Linked DNA regions of Homo sapiens: region 2 is linked to region 1. Evidence: read pairs that join two places in POLR2A ChIA-PET (ENCODE). Cell type or tissue: OCI-LY7. All regions are shown on one strand.

Region 1 (5,000 bases):
ACTTCTCTTCCACATCTGTTTGGCTTGTCTACTAAGATCACAGTTCTAGCTCTTTATAAAAGATCCCTGTAATCCCAGCACTTTGGGAGACTGAGGTGGGAGGATTGCTTGAGCCCAGGAGTTTGAGGCTGCAGTGAGCTATGATCGGGCCACTGCACTCCAGCCTGGGTGATAGAGCAAGATCATGTTTTTTTTAAAAAAAAATCCCACCCTCCTCCAGTTTAGTCAGCAGATCTTCCTTTATTTGTCTTTCACTCTTCTGCTGGTTCTGTTCTGGTAGCACAACAGAAGCATATTTTTTTTATATTTATTTATTTATTTATTTATTTATTTATTTATTTAGAGACGGAGTCTCACTTTGTTGCCCAGGCCAGGCTGGCTGAATCTCAGCTCACTGCAACCTCCACCTCCTGGGTTCAAGGGATTCTCCTGCCTCAGCCTCGCAAGTAGCTGGGATTACAGGCATGCGCCACCACCACACCCAGCTAATGTTTGTATTTTTAGTGGAGATGGGGTTTCACCATGTTGGCCAGGCTGGTCTCAAACACCCGATCTCAGATGATCCACCAACCTTGGCCTCCCATAGTGCTGGGATTACAGACATGAGCCACCATGCCCAGCCCAGAAGCATATTTTAAAACACAACCCAGGCTAGGTGCGGTGGCTAATGCCTGTAATCCCAGCACTTTCAGCAGCGGAGGCATGGTGAAACCCTGTCTCTACTAAAAATTTTTAAAAATTGGCTGGGTGTGGTGGCACATGCCTGTAACCCCAGCTACTCGGGAGGCTGAAGCATGAGAATCGCTTGAGCCCAGGAGGCGGAGGCTGCAGTGAGCCAAGATTGCACCACTGCACTTCAGCCTGGGTGACAGAGTGAGACTCCATCTCAAAAAAAAAAAAAAACCACACACAACCCAGGCTGGCCACGGTGGCTCACACCTGTAATCCCAGCACTTTGGGAGGCTGAGGCAGGCGGACTGCTTGAGCTCAGGAGTTCAAGACCAGCCTGGCCAACATGGTAAAACCCTGTCTCTACAAAAAATAAAAAAAAATCCAAGTGTTGGTGGCTCACGCCTGTAGTCCCAGCTACTTGCCAAGCTGAGGCGGGAGGATTGCTTGAACCTGGGAGGTGGAAGTTGCAGTGAGCCAAGATCGCACCGTGCACTCCATGCACTCCAGCCTGGGCAACAGAGTAAGACCCTGGCTCAAAAAAAAAAAACCCACAAAAAAACAAAACCAAACAACCCAGGTCCAGGTCCTCCTTGATTTCTCAAGCAAACCTGTTTCTCAGAAACAAAAGTTTCAAGGCATAAGCCTCACTGTTTTCTTATCTTATGGGTCTTCATTCAATTTATCTACCTCCACCCGCAAAGAAGCATATCTCCTATACAATAAGGGCCCTGTTCTTTTCATTTGTTTTCACTAATAAAATATACCCCCATTCTATGGGTAAAGCCAGAGTCTGAGCTCTCCAAATGCTAAACCGTGATCAAAGTTCATGCAATTCACAAATCAAAGTCAACTTGCCCAGCCGCAAGTGTTGCTTAAAGAGGTATTACAAAAAGCAAAAATCTACCCGCCGGAGTCTACAGGTTGGTAAACTAAAGTTCTGCCCTTTTGAAGGTAAGCCTGCTCTGGGACAGAAAGACTTTTCCCCCAATAATCGAATCCCTGTCCCGCCTGCCTGCTGAGGTCAAGGCTGTACTCACATGAGTTAGGTCAAGGCCTGCCCTAGAGGCCCTTGTACTCAGGCTCCAGCCAGTTAAAATCCTGTGGAACCACTGTAACTGTCACAAACTACCCAGGTCAGGAACACACTTGACCCGTAATTACCTTTAAGCCTGGAGCCCTGACAACACCAGAAATTTGATCTCCACAGGACTGCCTCTCAAAGTTTTCTAAAGAAAATATGTAAATTAACATGTTGGGGTTTCATGGGGCTGATAATTAATTGCACCCTCCTTAGCCTTTCCAAATTCCAAATCCACTGAGAAAAAGATATATGAATCAGGAAACTAGAGCTCTAGAGTTTGTTTTCTGGATAAGGCTGATTGGAGAATGTGGCTTTAGTGGTGCATGCAATTTCCCTCTGGATTAAACTAATTTACCCAGCCACAGGCTGGGTTACTGCAAATGTCTTTCACAGGGACAGGCTCCTCATGGTGAAGGAGGAAAACAGCAGTGTCTAAAGGTCAGGCCATAGCAAAAAGAAAAAAAGAGAAAGGGACCAGGCAACAAACTCAGCATCTTCTCCCAAACCCACTATTAGGCAAATCACTCCTCACTCATGGAGGTACCAGAGAAAGGGATGAGTTTTCCTTCAGTAGCTTCTCTATTGAAAAGCGGAAGTTCCCTCTCTGCTTATATAAGTAAGTAGAGGATAAGTTCCCTTCAAACAGTTGCTTTTGGTTTCGGGATTTGTTTTTGATTTAGTAACTGTAGTCATGGTACTTGGATCACGTGATGTGTTTGTTAGAATTCACTGCATTACAAGGCAAAATCAAAGTGGCTAAAGCAACATAGGGAACTCATATTAGTTCAGAGACTGATCCTCCCTCAGGCAAAGCTGGATTCAGGGTTTGATTGACATTTACCAGGCCTCTGTTTCTTACCATCTCTAGGCTCTGCTTCTCTCTGTATTGACTTCATTCTCAGGCTGGTTCTTCCCAAGTATCAGCAAAAATGGCCATCAGACCGGGTACGGTGGCTCACACCTGTAATCTCAGAACTTCGGGAGGTTGAGATGGGCAGATCACTTGAGTTCAGGAGTTCAAGACCAGCCTGGCCAACATGGTAAAACCCCATCTTTACTAAAAATACAAATATTAGCCAGGCGTGGTGGCAGCTGCCTGTAATCCCAGCTACTTGGGAGACTGAGGCAGGAGAACTGCTTGAACCCGAGAGGCGAGGTTGCAGTGAGCCAAGATCGCACTAATGCACTCCTGCCTGGGCAACAGAGCAAGACTCCATCTCAACAATAACAACAACAACAAAAGAAAAGAAAAAAATGGCCATCAGCAGCTCCAAGCTTGCATTCTACCAGCTTAGAAACAAACCTTGGTGATAATTTCTCCTTCCTAACACTTTCAGCAAAATCCCATAATGAAGTTTCCTTGGTCTGGCTTGGGTCATGTGCCTTCTCTCTGGACCAACCACTGCTAGCAACAGAATATAATGCTGTGATTGGCCAGACCTAGGCCACATGTTCATCCTTGGAGCCCTGGTCCAGTTCCACATAAACTGCATGAACCTAGGGGGTGTTGGATTGTTCCTCCAAGGAAAATCAAAATACAATAATCAGAGAAGCAGGAGAATGGATTCTAGGGGGGAAAAACATGACCATCACACATGACGCAAAGCAAGATGAGTTAAAGGGAAAGAACAGCCAAAGGTTAGTGACTTCGAAAGGGCTTTGCAGTGAAGGCATTAAGTGTCTCAGGGACACTTCTCCAGTTCAGCCCAGCTCTGCCTAGCGAGTTGAATATATTACTCAACGCTTTCTTCAGCTTGTTGCTTGTTACATGTGATTTCCCAGGTTCTTGTATTCAACAGCATTCACTTGTTAGGTTATTTATTTAGCACCTATTATATGCCAGACATTATTTTGGACACCATATAAAGTCTTTTTTTTTTTTCTTTTTTATACAAGGCCTCACTCTGTTGCCCAGCCTGGAGTACACTGGTATGATCACAGCTCATGGCAACTTCCACCTCCCCTGGCTCAGGTGATTCTCCCATCTCAGCCTCTTGAGTAGGACTACAGGTGTATGCCACCACACCTGGCCAGTTTTTGGGTTTTTTTTTTTTTCTTTGTACAGACAGGGTCTCATTATATTGTCCAGGCTGGTCTTGAACTCCTGGCCTCAAGTGATCCTCCTGCCTCCGCCTCCCAAAATACTGGGATTACAGGCGTGAGCCACTGCATCTGGCCTAAAGTCATGAATAAAACAGACAAAATTTCCTGCTCTCGTGGCATTTATCATTTAGTCAGGGAGGAGACAAACATTCAACAAAATAAATAAGCACTATGTGTTATGAAGAAAAATGCAGATGGCACTATTGGGTGATTTAAATAGGTGATCAGGCCAGGCACGGAGGCTCATGCCTGTAAATCCAGCACTTTGGGAGGCCGAGGCAGGTAGAACACGAGGTCAGGAGGTCGAGACCATCCTGGCCAACATGGTGAAACCCCATCTCTACTAAAATACAAAAAAAAAATTTGCTGGGCGTGGTGGCATGTGCCTGTAGTCCCAGCTACTCAGGAGGCTGAGGCAGGGGAATCACCTGAACGCAGGAGGTGGAGGTTGCAGTGAACCGAGATCACGCCATTGCACTCCAGCCTGGCCACAGAGCAAGACTCTGTCTCAAAAAAAAAAAAAAAAAGTGATCAGAGAAGAGGATGCAGGCCAGGTGTGTGGTGGCTCACACCTGTAATCCCAGCACTTTGGGAGGCTGAGGTGGGCAGATCACTTGAGGCCAGGAGTTTGAGATCAGCCTGGCCAACATGGGAAAACCCTGTCTGTACTAAAAACACAAAAATTAGCCAGGCATGGTGGCACACGCCTGTAGTCTCAACTACTCAGGAGGCTGAGGCAGGAGAATCACTTGAACTCGGGAGGTGGAGGTTGCAGTGAGCTGAGATCGCATGACTGCACTCCAGCCTGGGCAACAATGTGAGACTCTGTCTCAAAAAAAAAAAAGAGAAGAGGATGCGGATGCAGGCAAAACACATGGTACATGCTTAACCCATGGGCTCCATTGCTCTTATTCTTGTTATTATCATTACCACTATTATTATTTGGCATATTAAAGGCATTTGGTGACCCCTTGCTGTCTCCAGCATTAAGTAGCCTCAGCTTAGCATATAAGACCCCCTGCATTAGGTCCTAAATTCTTCTTATTATTTTTTTGAGACAGAGTCTCACTCTGTCGCCCAGGCTGGAGTGCAGTGGCATGAACTTAGCTCACTGCAACCTCCGCCTCCTGGGTTCAAGTGATTC
Region 2 (5,000 bases), 90 kb before region 1:
GGTTTTTTTTGTTTTTTTTTTTTTGAGATGGAGTTTCACTCTTGTTTCCCAGGCTGGAGTGCAATGGTGCAATCTCAGCTCACCAGAACTTCTGCCCCCCAGGGTTCAAGCGATTTTCCTGCCTCAGCCTCCCAAGTAGCTGGGATTACAGGCATGCACCACCACACCTGGCTAACTTTGTATTTTTAGTAGAGATGGGGTTTCTGCATGTGGGTCAGGCTGGTCTCGAACAGTGCATGTTAATAACTATGTGTCCTTAGGCACAAAATAACTGTGTGCCCTTCAATTCCCTGAGCCTCAGTTTCCTTATCTGGAAAATAGTGAAAAGATTATTTACCACCCCTGCCCTTGCAGGATTGTCGGGAAGATTTGATAATACAGTGGTCTCAGAATGTTAGGCAAGTACTGAGCCCATACAGGGCTTGGGCACAGAGAAGTAAAGTCACTTCTGAAGATCACACAGCTAGAAAGTGGCAGAAATGGGATTTTAGGCCAGGTGTGGTGGCTCATGCCTGTAATCCCAGCACTTTGGGAGGCCAAGGTGGGCAAGTCACTTGAGGTCAGGAGTTCAAGATGAGCCTGGTCAACATGGCAAAACCCTATCTCTACAAAAATACAAAAATTAGCCAGGCGTGGTGACATGCGCCTGTAATCCCAGCTACTAGGGAGGCTGAGGCAGGAGAATTGCTTGAACTTAGGAGGCAAAGGCACGGTGGCTCACGCCTGTAATTCCAGCATTTTGGGAGGCCGAGGCAGGTGGATCACCTGAAGTCAGGAGTTTGAGACCAGCCTGGCCAACATGGTGAAACCCCATCTCTACTAATAGTACAAAAATTAGCCAGGCATCCTGACACACACCTCTAATCCCAGCTGCTTAGGAGGATAAGGCAGGAGAATCGCTTGAACTTGGGAGGCAGAGGTTGCAGTGAGCCAAGATCGCACCATTGCACTCCATCCTGGGTGACAAGAGCAAAACTCCGTCTCCAAAAAAAAACAGAAATTGGGATTTCAACCTGGCCTGACTCCAGAGGAAATGCTTTCCTCCTGTACCTTATGGCCATCTCGAGTAGGAAATAGACTGTGTCTTTGATATGTGAGGTGCAGGTTTGTTGGATTTGGGGGGCATTGGTTGTGAAGATTGGGGGCAAGGTAGAAAGGAAGTGTTGACTTTCACATCAGCTGTTCATCTTGAGGTTCTGGGGGCCTAGCCAGGCCAAGCTGGCGAGGGCAGAGCAGGAAGCTCAGGGCAGCAGCAGGGGTGAGTGGGGCAGAGTCTGAGAAGCAAATGTGAGGGTCAGAATGACCACGGGATGATGATGATGATGATGGTGATTGTGTATTTCATCAAATTGATGACCCTGGTAACTGTAAGAGTTAGGAGCCCCAGGAGCTCCAGGTATCCTTCATAAGAGAGTCAGCATGGAAGAAAGGTTAAGTGGGAACTGTTCATGCTTTTCCTTCATTTGTAGTTCCCTATTAAATTAGGCAAACCAAAAAGAACATTCGGAAATGCTTAATGCTGATTAGACTGTGATGAAACCAGCTCACTCATACATATCACGGGGGACTGGGTCAACCCATGCCACTGTTCTAGACACAAAATTTGACCATGTGTATCAAGAATCTTGAAAATATCCATATTCAAGCCTGGTCATCTCACTTATGGGAAAAGAACCCATAAAAAAGAAAAAGTACAATTTATGGCACCATGTTTCTTAGCACATGAGACAACACTATGCGTGCACCTTATTTTATGTACTATGAAGAAAAAAAGCAAAACCATGTGCTGCCATTTACTGTGATAAAAAGTAACACAGGCTGAAACCGATCAATTGTCAGGCCCAGCCAGATTTCAGAGACATTAAAATGTGAGAAAACGTGGTCTTAGAATTGGATTAAAAACCATCCAAAATGGTTTAAAAACATGCAAAATGCAATAATGAGATCATTTGACTCCTTGGTAAGTTTCCTGGCCTCTGAACAGGTGCGAATCTGACGCATATAGTGGTAAAAAATAAGATAGAAAATTGTCTGCTGCCTTTTTTTGTTTTGTTTTTTTGAGACAGGGCCTGGTTCTGTCTTCCAGGCTAGAGTGCAGTGGTGCAATCTCGGCTCACTTCAACCTCCGTCTCCTGGGTTCAAATGGTTCTTGGGCCTCAGCCACCCTAGTAACTGGAATTACAGGTGTGCGCCACCATCTCCAGCTAGTTTTTTTTGTTTTGTTTTGTAGTTTTGGTAGAGACAGGGTTTCTCCATATTGGCCAGGCTGGTCTCGAACTCCTGGCCTCAAGTGATCCACCTGCCTCAGCCTCCCAAAGTGCTAGAATTACAGGCATGAGCCACCGCACCTGGCCCACTGTCTTTGATTATAATTGTAAAAGATAAAGACAGGTGGGAGAGAAAGAGGTAGATGGGTAGATGATACATAAGTTTGGTGTGCAGGGATTGTTATGAATTTATTTCCCTTTCTTTTGTTCCTTTTTTCACAATAGTAATAAATAGATCAAGGCTATAGGTCTGTTCATGGGGTAAATGGCAGCAGGTCAAGCTGGGGGTATGCATTTGAGTCTGGGGGTTCCAAATGAGGCTGGGGGTTGAAGGAATGAGTTGGTGGCTGAGGACCTTGTCAGAAGCCCATACCAGGGCACAGAGACAGCAAGGGAAGTAGGGATTGCAATGCACAACCAGGGACACACCTTGGGGAACTCCCAGGGCCTGGAACCTGGAGCCTGGAGCCTGTTTGTCATCACACAGAAGCTAGCCTGAGAGGGTGTTGTCAGGAGGACATTGCTGGGGGGCTGGGGAAAGAGCCAGGACCGCTTGTGGCAAATAAGCCTCTTACTGGTTTGAAGAACATGTTCCTTTTCATGATCTGCCCTTATGGAATTAATTGTGTTTTGGAAAAAAGTTGTCTTAATGAGATTGCTTTTAGAGCTTTTTGAGTGTCAGCTCTCCTCGTTTCTGAGAGGAAAACAGCTGTGTTAGGAGAGAAACTGGTGGGGTTTTGTAGCCATGGTGCAGACCTGGCTTGCAGTTCTGCTGAGATAGCCTCATCGGCCCTCCTCAGAGCCCCTCTCTGCCCCCTGCCACCTCCCAAAGCTTCAGTTTTCCTCTTTTTTTTTTTTTTTTGAGACGGAGTCTCGCTCTGTCGCCCAGGCCGGACTGCGGACTGCAGTGGCGCAATCTCGGCTCACTGCAAGCTCCGCTTCCCGGGTTCACGCCATTCTCCTGCCTCAGCCTCCCGAGTAGCTGGGACTACAGGCGCCCGCCACCGCGCCCAGCTAATTTTTTGTATTTTTAGTAGAGATGGGGTTTCACCTTGTTAGCCAGGATGGTCTCGATCTCCTGACCTCATGATCCACCCGCCTCGGCCTCCCAAAGTGCTGGGATTACAGGCGTGAGCCACCGCGCCCGGCCCAGTTTTCCTCTTTTGTAAAATGGGAACGATCACACTACCTCACAGAGTTGAGGTGAGGGTTAAACAAGATTGCGTGCGGAAAACACTTAGCCGGGTGCCTGGCTCGAGCCTGCATTTAAGACATGGGAGCTGCTGGCTCTGTCATGAGGATGAACTGGCTTTTCAGCCCTCAGCTGACCTTGTTCCTTGGCACAGGTGACTGCACTCAGCAGCCACCTCTGGGGAACTTAAGAGCCAGGTGTGTGTGGAAATCCCTGCAGCTCCTGGGCTTATTTCGCATGAGGCATGCAGAGGCCCTTGGTGCAACTGGGGTTCCTTACCCACCTCGGCTGCACATCCACCACCGCAGCACCCAGACCACACCCAGATGGGTTGAATTGGAAGCTCTGAGCCCAGGACTCAGGTTTTGGGGTGCCTTAAAGCTGCCAGGTGATTCCAACATGCAGCCTGGCCTAGGCAGCCCCTCCCTCTACAGAAGGAGGAAAGAGGGATAGCTGAGCTCTGTGTCCTGTGGTTTCCATGGCCAAAGCATCAGTAGATGTTGGCTCAGGTGACCTAGTCACACAGGTGGCAGCTCTTCATTTCTACCTGGGTAACTTTTTCTTTTTTCTTTCTACACTTTTGTAAAACAAATAGCACAGCCCCTGCTCCTGGTTGACATGACTGAAGTCACAGGCTTGGACCAGACTCCCCTCTCAGTCATTCCCAGGGAAATAGGCAAAGCGTGTCCCCCCAAAACTGTGTCTTTAAACTCAACGCATTGGTGAGTCCTGAAATCCATTGAGTGGGCTACAGTCGACCTTTTAAGAAATGAAATAGGGCTAGGTGCAGTGGCTCACACCTGTAATCCCAGCACTTTGGGAGGCCAAGGCAGGCGGATCACTTGAGGTCAGGAGTTTGAGACCAGCCTGAGTAACATGGAGAAACCCCATCTCTATTAAAAATACAAAAAATTAGCCAGGCGTGGTGGTGCATACCTGTAGTCTCAGCTACTTCCTGGGCTGAGGTGGGAGGATCTCTTGAGCCCAGGACGTTGAGGCTGCAGTGAGTCCTAATCATGCCACTGCCCTCCAGCCTAGGTGGCAGAGTGAGACCCTGTCTCAAAAAAAAAAAAAAAAAAAAAAAAAAAAAGAAATAGAATGAAATGGAAAATAAGAGCGCCTCACATAGTAACTTCAGTGCTAGTTATGGAATGTGTGTACACAAGTCAGTGTGTACTGAGATGCAGGGTATGAAATGTGATTTCTTATTGAGAAACACCGCTCCAAACTCCCTTCCCAGCATGGGGCTTCCCCAGCTGTGAGGAGGGTGCAGGGCTGGGCAGTGTTCATGAGGGGTCCCGCAGGAGGAGGGGGAGCTGGGCTTGGCAGCCTGGGTTGGAATCCTAGCCTTGCTTCTCGCTGGCTGTGTGACCTGGGGCAAGTCACTGGCCTCTCTGTTCTCAGTTTCCTCATCCATAAACAGAGACATTGCAGTCCCCGCCTCATGGGCTTGTTACAGTATGTTAATGAAGGTCTTTGCACAGAGCTCAGAAAATATTAAATAGCAGGTATTCTGGGGATAGTTGGAATGATTACAGTTC

The links. Peaks named below come from ENCODE experiments on the same cell type or tissue, not always from the same donor. Only the 100,000 strongest peaks of a DNase experiment are listed, where the experiment ranks them.
Region 2: POLR2A ChIA-PET joins it to region 1 with 7 read pairs; 8 of 35 experiments call an interaction of 5 or more read pairs at or near these places.

Annotation. Positions count from the first base shown.
Region 1 is chr12:110,588,440-110,593,439 of GRCh38, reverse strand. No RefSeq gene overlaps it. Among named protein-coding and RNA genes, the nearest start is that of PPTC7, 7.6 kb to the right of the region's middle. RefSeq lists enhancers at 2,423-2,472, 2,493-2,542. In OCI-LY7, no CTCF peak of the experiment used is centred here; a DNase peak (open chromatin) is centred at 2,409; H3K4me3 peaks cover 380 bases; H3K27ac peaks cover 1,170 bases.
Region 2 is chr12:110,677,989-110,682,988 of GRCh38, reverse strand. All of the region lies in intron 3 of HVCN1 (hydrogen voltage gated channel 1), which reads left to right. Among named protein-coding and RNA genes, the nearest start is that of HVCN1, 8.6 kb to the left of the region's middle. In OCI-LY7, no CTCF peak of the experiment used is centred here; a DNase peak (open chromatin) is centred at 4,449; H3K4me3 peaks cover 453 bases; H3K27ac peaks cover 415 bases.